Regions from separate parts of the Homo sapiens genome. Here region 2 is linked to region 1. Evidence: chromatin contacts called from ENCODE Hi-C data. All regions are on one chromosome and are shown on one strand. The core of a region is the stretch at or near the end of the contact, and the rest is flanking DNA. Distances in the headings are between cores, read along the strand shown. Region 1 holds the start of UFL1 (UFM1 specific ligase 1). Region 2 holds the start of POU3F2 (POU class 3 homeobox 2).

Region 1 (6,662 bases), core at 2,887-5,386:
GCTAATTTTTTAATTAGCAAACTTAATTAGTGAAATGGGTTTTGCCATGTTGCCCAGGCTGGCATGCTGGGATTTTTTTAAGTGGAAATTTGTATTTGATTTTCATTAACATTTTTGGAACAAATTTGCTTTCAGAGTTAAGATTATACGGGAAGGAACGTAAAAGTTACGTTTTACGTTTTCTTATTAAGAAAAAAATAGAAGTTTATATTATTTCTAAGTATTCCATACATTAACACTGAATTTTTTTTTTTTTTTTTTTAATTTGAGACAGGATCTTTGCTATGTTACGTAGGCTGGTCTCAAATTCCTGGTCAAGCAATCCTCCAGCCTCAGCCTTCTGAGTAGCTGGGATTACAGGTACATGCCACCATATGTGGCTTAAACACTTACTTTTTAAGTGAAATAAACCTTATCATGAAAATCAACACTGTAAGAGTTATAAATGAAATGTCTAACTGGCCATAATTGGCCTAAATTTAAACACTATAAAAAAAAGAAAGAAAATAAACAAAGTGCTCTTAAATTTGTACTTTATTGTACTTACTCATCTATCAGTTGTCCCAACACTAACTGAACATGCTTTTCTGATTTAATAATGTCACCAATTCTATTTTCAATATGAATCAGGTCCACATTAATTACCTGGAAAACAAATACAAAATCTATTAATGATTAGTTTGTATTGTTTCTTAAGCTTGAAATTATATACTTAGAACTATATTTTTAAAGAAATTGCCGGCCAGGCATGGTGGCTCATGCCTGGATTCCAGCACTTTGGGAGGATGAGGCGGGAGGATCCCTTCAGTTCAAGAGTTTGAGACCAGCCTGGGCAACATAGGGAGACTCCCATCTCAAAAAAAAAAAAAGAAAGAAAGAAATTGCTTATTCTTAAATTTTGAATCAATCTGAAATAATACGAAAAGCATTGGCCAAATAAAAAATTAGAGGTGTATTGCTTAGTTATTTTCAGTTCTGAAGAATTAAACTGTCACTTGCTAGTAAGTTTATATAAAGCAGTAAATTACATATTCATATAACAGATAGCATTTTACAGAAAATTCGCTGGCTTCTTGTTTATAGTGTACCTTGGTAATGACATATATATTTGTATATTTTGAAAATAGCTTCTACTTTTAAAAATGTTTCTCTATTACTTTCATATACTAAAAACATATAAACATGAAACTGGTGACTTTTCTCCCAAAATGACATAAACTCTATACTTACATAAAATAACTATGAGTTCATTTGGTAAAAAGTTAAGAATAAGAAAGCCAACTAGGGAAGAGTTGGCCAACTCTTTAATAAGGCCAACTTATTAAATCATTTCAATAAATCCGAATTTATTAAATCATTTTAATGTATCAGAACTTGTTAAATCAATTCAGTGTATCAGCGAGGCTTATATAACTATTTCTTTATAAACACTACACAAAATATGATACCAGCATTAGTGAATACTTGAACAAATTCACAGTATCAAAAAATTGAGAAAGTAAAGCAAAAATTTTATAAATTTAAAACCTACCTGTTGTAGATCAACAATGTTTACTCGACCTTTGAAGAAAAGACATTCATTTATTTTAAATGATCTATGCGTACATACCAACCCAAAGCTATAAATTCTAACATTTAAGTTTTGGTCAAAGTCCTGCATAGAACAGAGAGCCAGAATAATCAATGTCTTCAAATACACACCATTAGCTGATGGCTAAGTCTTCATGGCTGAAGCCATAAGCAATAACTTACTTTCAATTTTTTTTTTTTTTTTAAATAACATCAGGCCAATTATGAGCACCAACTGGCACACAAATTGGCTCTATCTATGAAGGGTATTCATTTCCCTTCACAATTCAGAATTTATCTACTGTGATCAAAGAGATATTGACAACTAAATTAAGATGAACTTTTTTTCAATTATTTGATACTAAAAGGTAGGCTTCTACATATCAGCATAAGAAAATCTGTTAAGTAATTCAAATTATAGCTCATATTTTAAAGGTACTATGAAGGAAAATAGATAAATAAAAAAAGACAAAGACCAATGTTACACTCTGATAATATGAAGAGAGGCTTTCATAATTGCTTCTATTTTAATCAAATAGTATTCAAATATGCTTGGTAGTCTGTTCAAATTTTAAGAAGACAAAGGAAACCAACTTTGTGCGTGTTTTTAACAGCATTTCATACAATATGATTGGTGTAGCACCACACTGGATTGAGTTACCTAATTTGTAAGTACAAGTAAGCCTTAAAAAGAAATACAGCCTTGATTTTCAAAAATCTATAATCCTGTAAGATACTGTCCCCCTTCACAATTACCACCTAATAAAAGGCAGCTGAATACCCTTCCCTGAGTCATGCAATAAATTAATGAATTGTAAAAAGAAACAATTAATTCATGTATAGTACACATAACTCAAAATGATAAAATATTTTAAGTGACAACATTTGAGTTCATTTAAATTATATGACCATGTTTGCATGAACCCAGTAAAAATATTAAGCCTGATTATCAAATTAACAATTGAAAACGATATCTTACAATCTATAATTTAGTATGCAATTACATGTTTACGGGTTTTGTTTGTTTGTTTTGCCCCTTCCAAAAATCCAAGAAAAAAAAAAACACTAAAGAATTACCTACCACCTCGGACATGTAGCTCATCTCTCATTTCTTTACTAATTTGGGCTGGAGTAATATATTCCTTTCCATCGAGTGTATGAACTACTTCTAGCTGTTTCTGAGCAATCAATTTATTAACAATCTCAATGCAGTTCCGCTCGGACAACCTGAGGGAAAGAAAAAAAGTTGTTTCAAAAGTCCACTTGAGACATTGGCGCTCAATAAAATTAATACAATGTATGAAAACAGGCTTTTAAAAAGTTTGTTTAGTCACTAACTTCTACATCACAATATCTGTATTTTTCACTAACTGATTCAATAAGTTAAAAAAAAACCTTTCAGAGTAAGTAGGTTTACATATGCTTAAATCATTTATTTAATTGGTACACATCATCCCATCACAAATTTCAAGTCTGTTGTCTCTTACAGGCCTGCTTCCAATCTTCAAATCTGAAGGGAAAATTGAAGACATTTATTTAGGTAGGAAAAAAGAAAAAACAAAACAAAACAAAACAAAAAATGCCCTAATTTCCAGTTTAATCAGAATTTTCTTTTAAATTAAGTGCATAATTGCCTCACTTACACACATGGTCTGCAAGCAGGCAGGGGATGTGGCCTAGTGAAACCATAACTTTTACCCACGTTAGTTACCCATGCAGTTACGAGTTTGCTATCAGTGGTAGAAAATACAGCATAAGGGGATTGCTGTCTTCCGGCTCAAAAGGAATAAAACATCGCAGGTAGGAAGTAGTCAAAGAATAGAAAGGCTTCTATTAGCGTTATTTTTAAAAAGCAGAGTTAGGCTCCTCTGGACACATCCTCCAAAGGTTAGTGGGCTTGTAGAAAATGTCAGTGCCCTGAATAACAGATGGGGTCAGGGGTCTAGCCCTAGGTCTGTTACGAGAGATAAAAGGGCAAGAAGTTTTAAGGATCAACATACTATTTGCCAAGTACTGTACTGGGGGCGGGGGTTAGCCTCTCCTTTCGAGCTCATTCTAGATCAGGAAGTGTATAATAGCCAAGATGTCACAGTGATTTGGTGGTTGGTGGGTGAGGGAGGGTCAAAGAAATGCTCAATAAAGGCAGCTCGAAATCACCGGCCCCGTCCATGGTGGGGCGGGGCGCGCCAGCATTTCGCTGCAGCTGGGCTGGGGGGCTCCAGGGCGTCCTAGGCTGAGGACTTTCCCGCCGAGCCTTGGACTTGGAACTGCGATCCAGGCTCGGGACAGAGGGAGGAGGAGAGAATGGTGACAAGCAGCGAGAAGACCCGGGATGCAGGGCCGCGGGTCTAAAGTCCCAGATACAGGCGTGTCCGCCCACGGCCTAATTTGGGCTCCACAAAGGAGAGGGAGGGTCGGGCACCTCTGCGTGGCCTCGGCGAACTGCGCCCGCTGGAAGTCGGCCGCCAACCGCCTAATCTCTTCCCAGGCGTCCGCCATCACGGCCTGACTCGCAGTAGACGCGGAGGAACTGCAGACACGTCAGCCGACAGGCGGTGGGAGAAGAGAGGCGGAACGGGCCGCGCAGAGGGACAAGAGGCTCCGCCCCCGACGCAGACACACCAAACGCTTGCGCCCGAGGCGCGGGGGGCGGGCGGAAGTGCCGTGGTTGTACCGCGGCGCTGGGGGTTCCTCCCGGCGAGACTGGCGGGGCTGCGGCGGCTAGGAGAGTGGTGCGTAGGTGTTTCTGGGGGGGTCGTGGGCAGGATGCAGGGCTCAGTAAAGTTTAGTGTCAGAACTTTGTTTGCGCTACCCCTAATATTTCCGTAGAGTAATAGTTGTATTAACTACTTTTCTTTTTTCTTCTGTCCTCCATTTGTTTTGGGGGAGGGTGCGGAGGAATAAGCCTGTGTCTAAGATTGGCGCCTCTCTTCTCTAGCTGTTAACTCTGAGCATTCCCTTTTGTATAGGGTATCGTGTTAATTTTTACATGCACCCAGAGCAGTCTGCCTTTTGGAAGATACATGGGAGACCCTACCGAAAGTAATTACTTTTTTTTTACAGAGTGAATAAATTTGCGTGTCATAAAGGCTGTATAATTGCTTTCGTGTCTAGAGTTCTAGAGTCTTTCGTATTTCTCTTATTGCAATGATTAACTTCATCAAATAATGAGGAATATAAACATAAGGTGCATGGCTATCAAGGAAACAGGGAAAGCAAAGAGAACATGTATCCTGCTTCCCTGTTGAGTAGATATTTACTCAGGTGTACCTTTCTTTTTTATATCTTTTTTATATCTTATGAATTGAAAATAAATCATGGGACCCCCAAATCACTAAGCTAAAGGGAAAAGTCATACTGGGAACTGCTTAGGGAATCCTGCCTCCCATTCTATTCAAAGTCACCCCTCTGCTCACTGAGATAAATGCATGTCTGATTGCCTCATTTGGAGAGGCTCATAAGAGAATGCAACTGTCTGTTATCTACCTATGACTTGGAACTTCCTCCCCACTTGGAGTTGCCCCGCTTTTCCAGATCAGACCAATGTTTATCTTACATATATTGATTGCTGCCCCATGTCTCCCTAAAATGTGTAAAACCAAGCTGTGCCCCAGCCACCTTGGGCGCATGTTGTCAGGATCTGTGCCATGTCATGGATGCAAGTTCTTAACTTTGGCTAAATAAACTTTCTGAGTTGATTGTGACCTGTCTCAGATATTTGGAGTTCATGTATCTCACTCTTTACTATTTAAAAAATATTATTCCAGTTAGAAAGAATGAATAATATCAAGTATTTGATAGCACAGCAGGGTGACTAGTTGTCAGAGGCGTTTGAACTAGAGCAACTCCATCTTGAATAGGGGCTGGGTAAAATAAGGCTGAAACCTACTGGGCTGCATTCCCAGGAGGTTAGTCACAGAGTGAGATAGAAGGTCCACAGGCAGGAAAAACAAGTCATAAAGACCTTGCCGATAAAACAGGTTGCAGTAGTGAAGCCAACCAAAACCCACCAGAAACCAAGATGATGAATACAGTGACCTCTGGTCGTCTTCACTGCTCATTATATGCTAATTATAATTCATTATCATGTTAAAAGACACCCCCACCAGTGCCATGACAGTGTACAGATGCCATGGCAACGTCTGGAAGTTACCTTATATGGGTCTAAAATGGGGAGGAACTCTCAGCCCTGGGAATTGCCTACACCTTTCCTTGGAAAACTTGTGAATAATCCACCCCTTGTTTAGCTGTAATCAAGAAATAACTATAGGTATCCTTAGGCCAGCAGCTCAAGCCGTTGCTCTGCCTATGGAATAGCCATTTTTTTTTTCCTTTGCTTTCTTTATAAACTTGCTTCACTTTATGGATTTGCTTTCAATTCTTTCTTGTATGAAATCCAAAAACCTTCTCTTGGGGTCTGGATTGGGACACCTTTCCGGAAGTACAGTCAATAATAATTCAATTGTACATTTTAAAAAACAAAGTACAAGTGGATTGTTTGTAACACAAAGGAAATGCTTGAGGTAATGGATACCACATTTACCCTGATGTGATAATTACATGCTGTATGCCTGCATCAAAATATTTCATGTACTCCATAAATATATACACCTACTATGTACCTACAAAAATTAAAAACTAAAAAATAAAAATATTCCTTTTAATCATATATTGATAGAGTTGGTAAAGGGGAGCTATTTCAATTTCTTTTCCATCTAAGTACATTACTGTGGGCAACTCAAATCCAATGCCATAAACGTAATTGTCTATTAAATTCCCCAGCTTTATTTAAAAGACAGGAACTCAGTCATAAAACCTTCCACTAAGTACTGCTAGAAAATGACAATGGCTACCTGATTATGGACCAAGAGGGAAAACACCAGAAGTCAAAGAGGTAGTTTGGAAGGTGGTAGGTAGTGTGGTTCCAGAGAGCATCAAGCTTCAAAACAAGCAGAAACATTCATTCCTAAAACACATATTTATTAATTCTCTATCAGATGCCATGGAGCACAGTGGTGGATAAGGAAGACATGGTCTGGCCGTAACAATTTTGAAATCTAATGAAGCAGATTAAAAAGATAAGTACTTACAAT
Region 2 (7,053 bases), core at 123-2,622, 2.3 Mb before region 1:
GCTTTTTCCGCTTGCGCCCTTGCGCTGCGATCTTGTCTATGCTCGTGGGGCTGCCCGAGGACGAGTCCGCCTCCTCCAACCACTTGTTCAACAAAGGCTTCAGCTTGCACATGTTCTTGAAGCTCAGCTGCAGGGCCTCAAACCTGCAGATGGTGGTCTGCGAGAACACGTTGCCATACAGGGTGCCCAGAGCCAGCCCCACGTCCGCTTGGGTAAATCCCAGTTTGATCCGCCGCTGCTTGAACTGCTTGGCGAACTGCTCCAGGTCGTCCGAGGTCGGCGTGTCCTCGTCCGAGTGCGGGTCGTGGTGCGCGCCTGGGTGGCCAGGCGGACCCTGCGGGGGCGGCGGGGGCGGCGGCTGCTGGTGTGGGTGCGAGTGCGGGTGCGGGTGGTGGTCGGCATGGTGTGGCTCGTCGTGCGCGTCCCGCAGGCCGTGGTGGTGCAGACCGGCCGGCTGCCCGCCGGCGCCCAGCATGCCGTTCACCGTGAAGCTGGGCTGCGAGTAGAGCAAGCCGCCGTTGGACGCTCCCATGGAGGGTGGGAGGTGCGCTGCAGCCGCCGCGCTCCGCCATGCCCCGGGTCCCGGGTGGTGGTTAGCGGCGTGGTGCACCAGATGCGGCGGCCGCTGTTGCTGCTGCTGCTGCTGCTGTTGCTGCTGTTGCTGCTGCTGTTGCTGTTGCTGCTGCTGATGCTGCTGCTGCAGGGCGCCTGGCCCGTGCAGCTCGTCTCCGCGGCCGCCCTGCTGCACCACCACCGAGGGCTTGATGTCCGGCTGGCCCAGGGGGCTGGTGGACCACGGGGAGCCGTCGCCGCCGCCCCCGCCGCCGCCCCCGCCCCCCCCGCCGCCGCCACCGCCCCCGCCGCCGCCGCCGTGGGACAGCGCGGTGATCCACTGGTGAGCGTGGCTGAGCGGGTGTCCGTTGCTCTGCAGAGCGCCGTAGTCGCCCTGCACCAGGCTCTGCGCTTCGCGGTAGCCCCCCGCGCCCTGCTGCATGCCGCCGGGCGGCTCGGCGTGCACGATGGAGGCGCTGGAGGTGAGCAGGCTGTAGTGGTTAGACGCTGCGGTCGCCATGACTCTCGGAGCCGGACTGAGCGCTCCGGTTAAAGGAGCCGCGCATTTGACAGTTACTTTTTCGCCTCGGGCTCCCTCTCCTCGCTCGCTCTTTCTGTCTCCTCTCTCTCCCACAGCGGGCAGCTCCGACGCCCGCTCCGACGCCTTCTGTTGCTGCTCCTGCTATTACTGCTGCTGCTGCCGCCGCCGCCGCCTCCCGCCCGCCCTCGCTCTCTTTCTCCTCCTCTCCCTCCTTCTCGCTCTCGCTCACTCTCTGACTAGCTCGGCGCTCCCCCCTCTCCCTGCTCTCTCCAGCTCTCTCCCGCTCTCTTGGCAGCGCCGGCTCGCAGCGGCACGCGCCTGGGCCCCGCCCCCTCCGCCCCCTCCCATTGGCTCCGCGCCCTTTGATTTACGTGGATACCGCTAGCAACCTCCCAGGCCGGCGCCACTGATTGGCGCAGAGCTACTCCCTCCCCCTCCCCCGGGCTCGGAGTCCTCCTAGCCCTCCTCCCCGTCCCCTTCGCCTCCCGATTCAGATTCTCTCAGTTCTCACCCCCCCGCTTCTTCCTCACCCGGGGCCTCCTCCGCCCTCTCTCGGATGGGCCCCGCCCCCCATCTGTCTCCCAGGCAGAGAAGACCGGCAGGGGGGCGGTCCCGGTGCTCTTATCGGCCACAGACACTTGGAAGACTTGGATTGGGGTGGGGGGCGGGAGGCAGTGGTGTCCACTTTCGTTTCCCAATAGGGCTTTAAGATGGGGAAACGGAGGGGGTAAGGGAAAAGCTGGGTCGCACCGAGCCAGCGGGAGTCGGATTTTTATTCACCTAGGGACACACACACAGTGTGTATCTCTTAAACCTAGAGCCAAGAGCCAGACCTGTTCCCCTGTTCAACTCTCCTTGCATCCCACGGTTAGAATTTCAGTGCACAAGTGTCTCTTGCTCCAGGGTGTGCGGACACTTCGGCCCAAAGCTCTTCTCCTTCCCCTCTACCCCGCGGCTAGCACAGGCTCTCTTCCTTTTAGGTTCCAGGCCCAATTGTCTCCCACTCCCTTGGGGAAAGAACCCCGAGAGAGGCAGGCTCAGCCCGCACCGCGGCTTGTAAGTCATTCCCATCAAGGCTCGGAGTTGCTTGCTCTGACAGCGTAGCGGTCTGAACTGAAAACCAAACAAAACTCTAAAAGTCTCTCCGTCAGATTCACACGCCGGCGCGTGCAGTTTTTGGTTTAGAAAACTAGAAGCCTGCGTGGGCTCCGTCTTGTGCGAGGCTGCCGGAGTGCTGGCGAGGGGTGTGCGGCCTTGTAGGGGCGGCGCAGTCGCCAAAGGCCGCTCCGGGAAGCCGCGCGGAGGGCCTGCGTGCGCGATTCCCCGTGCTCCTACCGCTGGTAGGTGCAACTTTTCCGTTAGCCCCTTGGGAAGGAGGAAGAGTGTGTGAAGCAAATGGGCTGATGCCAGGGGAACCTTCCTAATCAGTAACTTCGGTGGGCGCTAGCGGGTGGGGTTAGTCTATGTCTTTGGCGCTCCCTGGCCAAGCTCCCAGCTCAGCTTTCAGCAGTGAACTCCAGAGCAAGACTATGGGACCATGCACCCGCAGCGCCGCTCTACGGAGCGCGGGCGCGTCGCGCCATCAGTTCTTTAGCCGCCCAGAGCAGGTGCCGCCTGCGAGTTTCCGAGCCTGCAAGCCCGGTAGCTAGAACTTGGGCGCGGACCCAGGCTGGAGCGGCGTGACCGCCACGCAGGGCCGGGTGTGTACATGGGCGCTGTAAAGCGAATCAACAGTTACTGCCGGGAAGGGAATGACAGACCCCAGGGAACCTGGATCGCGTCCCCACCTCTCACCCCTCGCTCTATCGCTGGTTTTGCCGGCGGTCGTAGGCTTGAGAGGGCAGCCAAATCAACGCTCAGAGGGAGCATTTTGGGGCCTCTGAGCATCTGAATCCAGACAGCAGACTGGAGCGGGCCAGAAAATTCATCATGACTAACAAGGAGTCATGCTCTTTGGAGAGTGGCTGAGCTGTTTATAAATCACCACGTTGAGCACCCGCCCGGGCAAGACGCTTTGGCTGAGAATTTCCACGTGTCCTGTGTTTATGAGCGTGTGTGGGGGAGAGAAATGGATAGGGGAGGGGCGAGCCCACAGGCCGCCAGCAGGACGGACCTGCACCCCCACCACGCGCGCACCCGCGCGGCGAGGCGAGGCGAGGACACACACAGCGTGTCGCTCCGTCCCAGCGCAAGCGCGGGGCCACTCTGGCCGCGCGCCTGGGGGCTGCTAGGAATCCCATAACTTTGTCTAGCTAGGAAAAAATGAACAAGTCCGAGCCTCAGCGCGCAGACTCAGCGACTGGTGCCCGCGGCTCCGCAACCGCGAGCCAAGGGGCTGGGTGGCGGGCAGAACCGCCTTCTCCCGGCTTCGGCCCTGCGTCCCCTGTGCTAGGCGCGTGACTTTCCCTGGGCCTTGGGGAGCGCACAGACAGCCCGCCAGCCGCATCTTCTCCTGACATGTCGTGCCTTTCTTTTCGCGGACCTGGAGCTCAGAGCTCCCACGGACAGAAGAATCCAGCCCTGGGGAAGGGCCGCGTCCAAGTGCTAAGCAGCTCATACTTCTCCCCCACCTTTCTGGGGCAGGTGTCTGCTTTTCTCTGGATTTAATTTCACATTTCTCGAGGCACAAGGCCTTCTGCAGCCCATAGGATGATACACTCGAAAGAAGAATGAAGTTTTCAAACACATCTTCGAAGGAACTGAGGCGGCCTGGCTCTGAATCAATTTAAAAGTTCCTCCTCCTCTTATCTTTCTCTCCACACCCCACCCCACACCCCCGCCCTCCTCCCGGCATAGGGCGCTAGTGTGAGGGGACAAGAATAGGCTGCACGTGTACATCAAAACTTCCTGTCTGCGATAGGACATCACCGGCGATTAATGCTGAGATCCTTCCCACGTTGACTTCCCAGGTCTCAACTCCAACTTCCATCCCCGTCTCATTTCGCTGGCGGCCAAGGAGCCGAAACGTTCCCAACAGGGTTTAATATACCCAATAAATCCCCGGGAGTACACAAAGAAATAGCCTACCCGGGGCCTCAGTCTCTGCACCCCACCCCCACCCCCAAGCGCGGCCAATCACCGGGCGGGCCAGGCTGGGCTCGCACCGCGGCTCTGAGCAACACCTCCCCACGAGCTACCGCCGCCTCCCCTCCAGGCGCCAGGGGCCCGGTTGGCGCGAACGCCGGGTTCCGAGCACCCTGGGCTTCCTTGTCTGCCTCCCAGCGCGGCACCTCTTCGGGGCTCCCGAAACCTGAGCTCTCGCTGGTTTTAGGTCCAGACTGGGGCCTCTCCACCGGTTCCTCCCCCGCCCCGGGCTCTGGGGCCCATTCTTTGGGCTGACCCTGTCAGGGCAGAGTCCGCGCGTCTGCCTGCCATTCTCCGCCCGCATAAAAGCACGTTGAAGGTGTCTCGGGCAGACACCTCCAGGTTTTGAATCAGTTTATTCCCTTTCACTGTTCAAAGCAGCTGTTCAAATACACAGGCTGCTTACGTTGACGTGGAGAGGATTTCAAACAACGCTAAAATGCTTTGAACTGACAAGGTGTCTTGATATCTCCCTCACTCCATCCAGCACAGCTCCTCGAGATCACTCGCTAGGACAATGGCTGAGCAGGCGATTCGTGCGGGCCTCGCCACCTCGGGGCGCGGACTGCGGGGTGTCCTAAGCCCCTTCCGCAAGGACAGGATGGAGGCACCTGTAAGGAGATGCTGGCGCCACCCCAGCTTCTCCCAGGTCCGGAGGAACCTCTACTCAGTCAATACCCTGAGCTGGACTTGTCTGAAGAAACGGAGCCGACTCCCTCTTGCCGGGGTGCGCTGAGTGGAGGGGAAACATCCTCGAATAACAGAACTACACCAAAAAGACACCCATGTTATCTCTCACACTTTCACACTCCTCGAGATAGTGAGCCGGACCTGGGTCTTAGTAGCACCCAGTACCTTGACACAAACCTCCCAAATTTCCACCTGAGTAACAGTTATGGGGTCAGTCCATGCACTGTAACTTGAACTCTAATTTATTAACTATTTCATCTAGTAAACACACTCACACCATATATAAAATAGCATTTATTTATTTCTATATACCAGGAGTTGGCAGAAAACCCACCGTGACCACTCCCATACATTGAGCTGGAGGCACACAATTACTAAAACAGAGGTGAAATGGTATTCATTTGATCTTAATTTTTTCTTATTTATGTAGTCCCAGGATAATAGAAATCAGGAAACAAAAGAAAACAAAGAATTTTCTGAGGAGATGGCCATTGGGGGAGTGGAGGTAGCAGCTGGTTTAAACCTAAGTAAAACTAGAAAAAGAAACTGCTGTTTCCTTTTTCTTATATCCACCTTAGAGGATCATGTTTGAACGTCCCTACTCCTCCTCCTCTTTTTAAAAAGCCTTGTCTCAGTCATTCATTCCTGTGCTTCCTGCTCTTCTGCTAGACCCCAGCAGCTGTTTGATTTGGTGAGGCCCCCCTCCAACCTCTGAGTGGAACTTCTTTTCTAAGGGCCTGCAGAATGTCAAAACTGAGGCTCTGGCTTCGGAGCTAGAGCTTTGAACAGCCAATCCACACAAAAAGGCAGCTGGCTGCTTTAATGAAAACTGCTATAAAGCTTCAAGAACTTTAGCCTTGGGGGATGCATTTATAAGGAACATGGAAAATGCATTTCCAAGTTGCTGGTTCTTGGGAGAGACATAATAAACATTTACCAAAAAAAAAAAAAAAAAAAAAAGGATAGAACTTACTATCTTTAATTATGCAGCAGCATATTTTTTCCTGAAGAAATAAAGCTTCCAATAAATTTGTATGTTACTGTCTATACCTATATTTTGCAAATTCCTAAATGTGCATCTGTCCTTGTGTAATAAAAGGTCTTGAAGAATGAAAAGTTTTCTGAAAGTTGAAACTCTCCTACGTCATATGCTTGGCAACTCTGTCCATACCTCACATACAAACAATTCTATTTTACCTTCACTACTGTGTAAACCAGTGAAATATAATGTCCTTAATTCAGTATTTGAAATAAAATTATCTGTATTTATAGATACTAATATCTTTCCCTTTTTCTTCAAGTTATAAATTTTATCATTAAAACAGTCCCCCCTTTGTAGTCTGCAAGTGAATATTTTATATACAGGGATGGCTTGAAGACATCTAACACCATGTCACCCAGATAGTCTAGCTGTTTCAAGGATTACTTTGAGTAATTTATCAAAGGAAGCCTGCTAAATCCTGAGCGGTGAATATGAGGCCTTAGGAGGGAGAAAACATAAAGGAAGCATTCCGTCGGTGTATAAGATAAATTCTGTTTGGAGGAGTTAATATAGCTTGTTTATACGAAATCTCAGAAACAGAACAAAAATCTCAGAAACAGAACAGGAGACAATTGGTGGCTTCCAGTTTGCTTCCCGCAATTTCACTTTCAAAGGACTAACAGTTAAATGACCTCTTAACAATGGAGCCTAAAGGTGTCTGTGTGTGTGTGTGCGCGCGCGTGTGTGTGCGCGCACACGCACACACAGGCACGCTCGCATTTTCTCCCCCTAGCCTTAAAGCAGGTGGATGGCTGGCCACCAGTAGGGGATGACAACTCTTTGATAAATTAAAGTGATTTCAACAGAAACCTCCTTAGCTCTAAAGCATTTGGAAATGTACTGGGATGAAGCTCTTGCTAGAGCTCCTGGCTTCTCTCATCCTCTGGAGCAATTTTCGAAGAGGAAGGCAAGCTAGGGACGAGTGCACTAACATACACCTGCGCACAGAGGCGGACTGGGGAAGTGGGAGGAGGGTGTACTCAGCTATTTCACTGAAGCCATTTTCAAGGGCTAGGGCTGTTGCTCCAGCCCTGGGATAAACAGGCGTATTTGGTTGAAGTTGGACTTCAGTTCTCTTATTCTGCCTGCACACAGCACGAATGCAAATCCTTCTGAAGTGTACAAGTGCACTTAACAATTGTGT

The links. A loop is a pair of places that touch in the nucleus more often than their neighbours do. Pooled maps may share reads with other maps.
Region 2: a map of B cell shows a loop between it and region 1 (12-fold over the local background). The contact joins the promoter of POU3F2 here to the promoter of UFL1 in region 1. A Hi-C loop is called at or near these places in 3 of 168 maps with a recorded cell type or tissue (B cell, CD4-positive, alpha-beta memory T cell and naive thymus-derived CD4-positive, alpha-beta T cell) and 7 of 50 pooled maps.

Annotation. Positions count from the first base shown.
Region 1 is chr6:96,519,280-96,525,941 of GRCh38, reverse strand. It overlaps UFL1 (UFM1 specific ligase 1), which reads right to left and starts at 4,136. Exons shown (of 19, transcript NM_015323.5): 1 at 3,992-4,136; 2 at 2,651-2,796; 3 at 1,532-1,560; 4 at 548-645. The coding sequence starts at 4,068. It overlaps UFL1-AS1 (UFL1 antisense RNA 1), which reads left to right and starts at 4,228. Exons shown (of 4, transcript XR_007059687.1): 1 at 4,228-6,662. RefSeq lists enhancers at 2,804-3,675, 4,342-4,531, 3,676-4,547, 4,548-5,419, 5,420-6,293.
Region 2 is chr6:98,828,893-98,835,945 of GRCh38, reverse strand. POU3F2 (POU class 3 homeobox 2) reads right to left here and starts at 1,372. Exons shown (of 1, transcript NM_005604.4): 1 at 1-1,372. The coding sequence starts at 1,072. PNKY (long intergenic non-protein coding RNA PNKY) reads left to right here and starts at 4,246. Exons shown (of 1, transcript NR_148381.1): 1 at 4,246-5,805. RefSeq lists enhancers at 1-58, 59-655, 654-723 and a silencer at 1,362-1,431.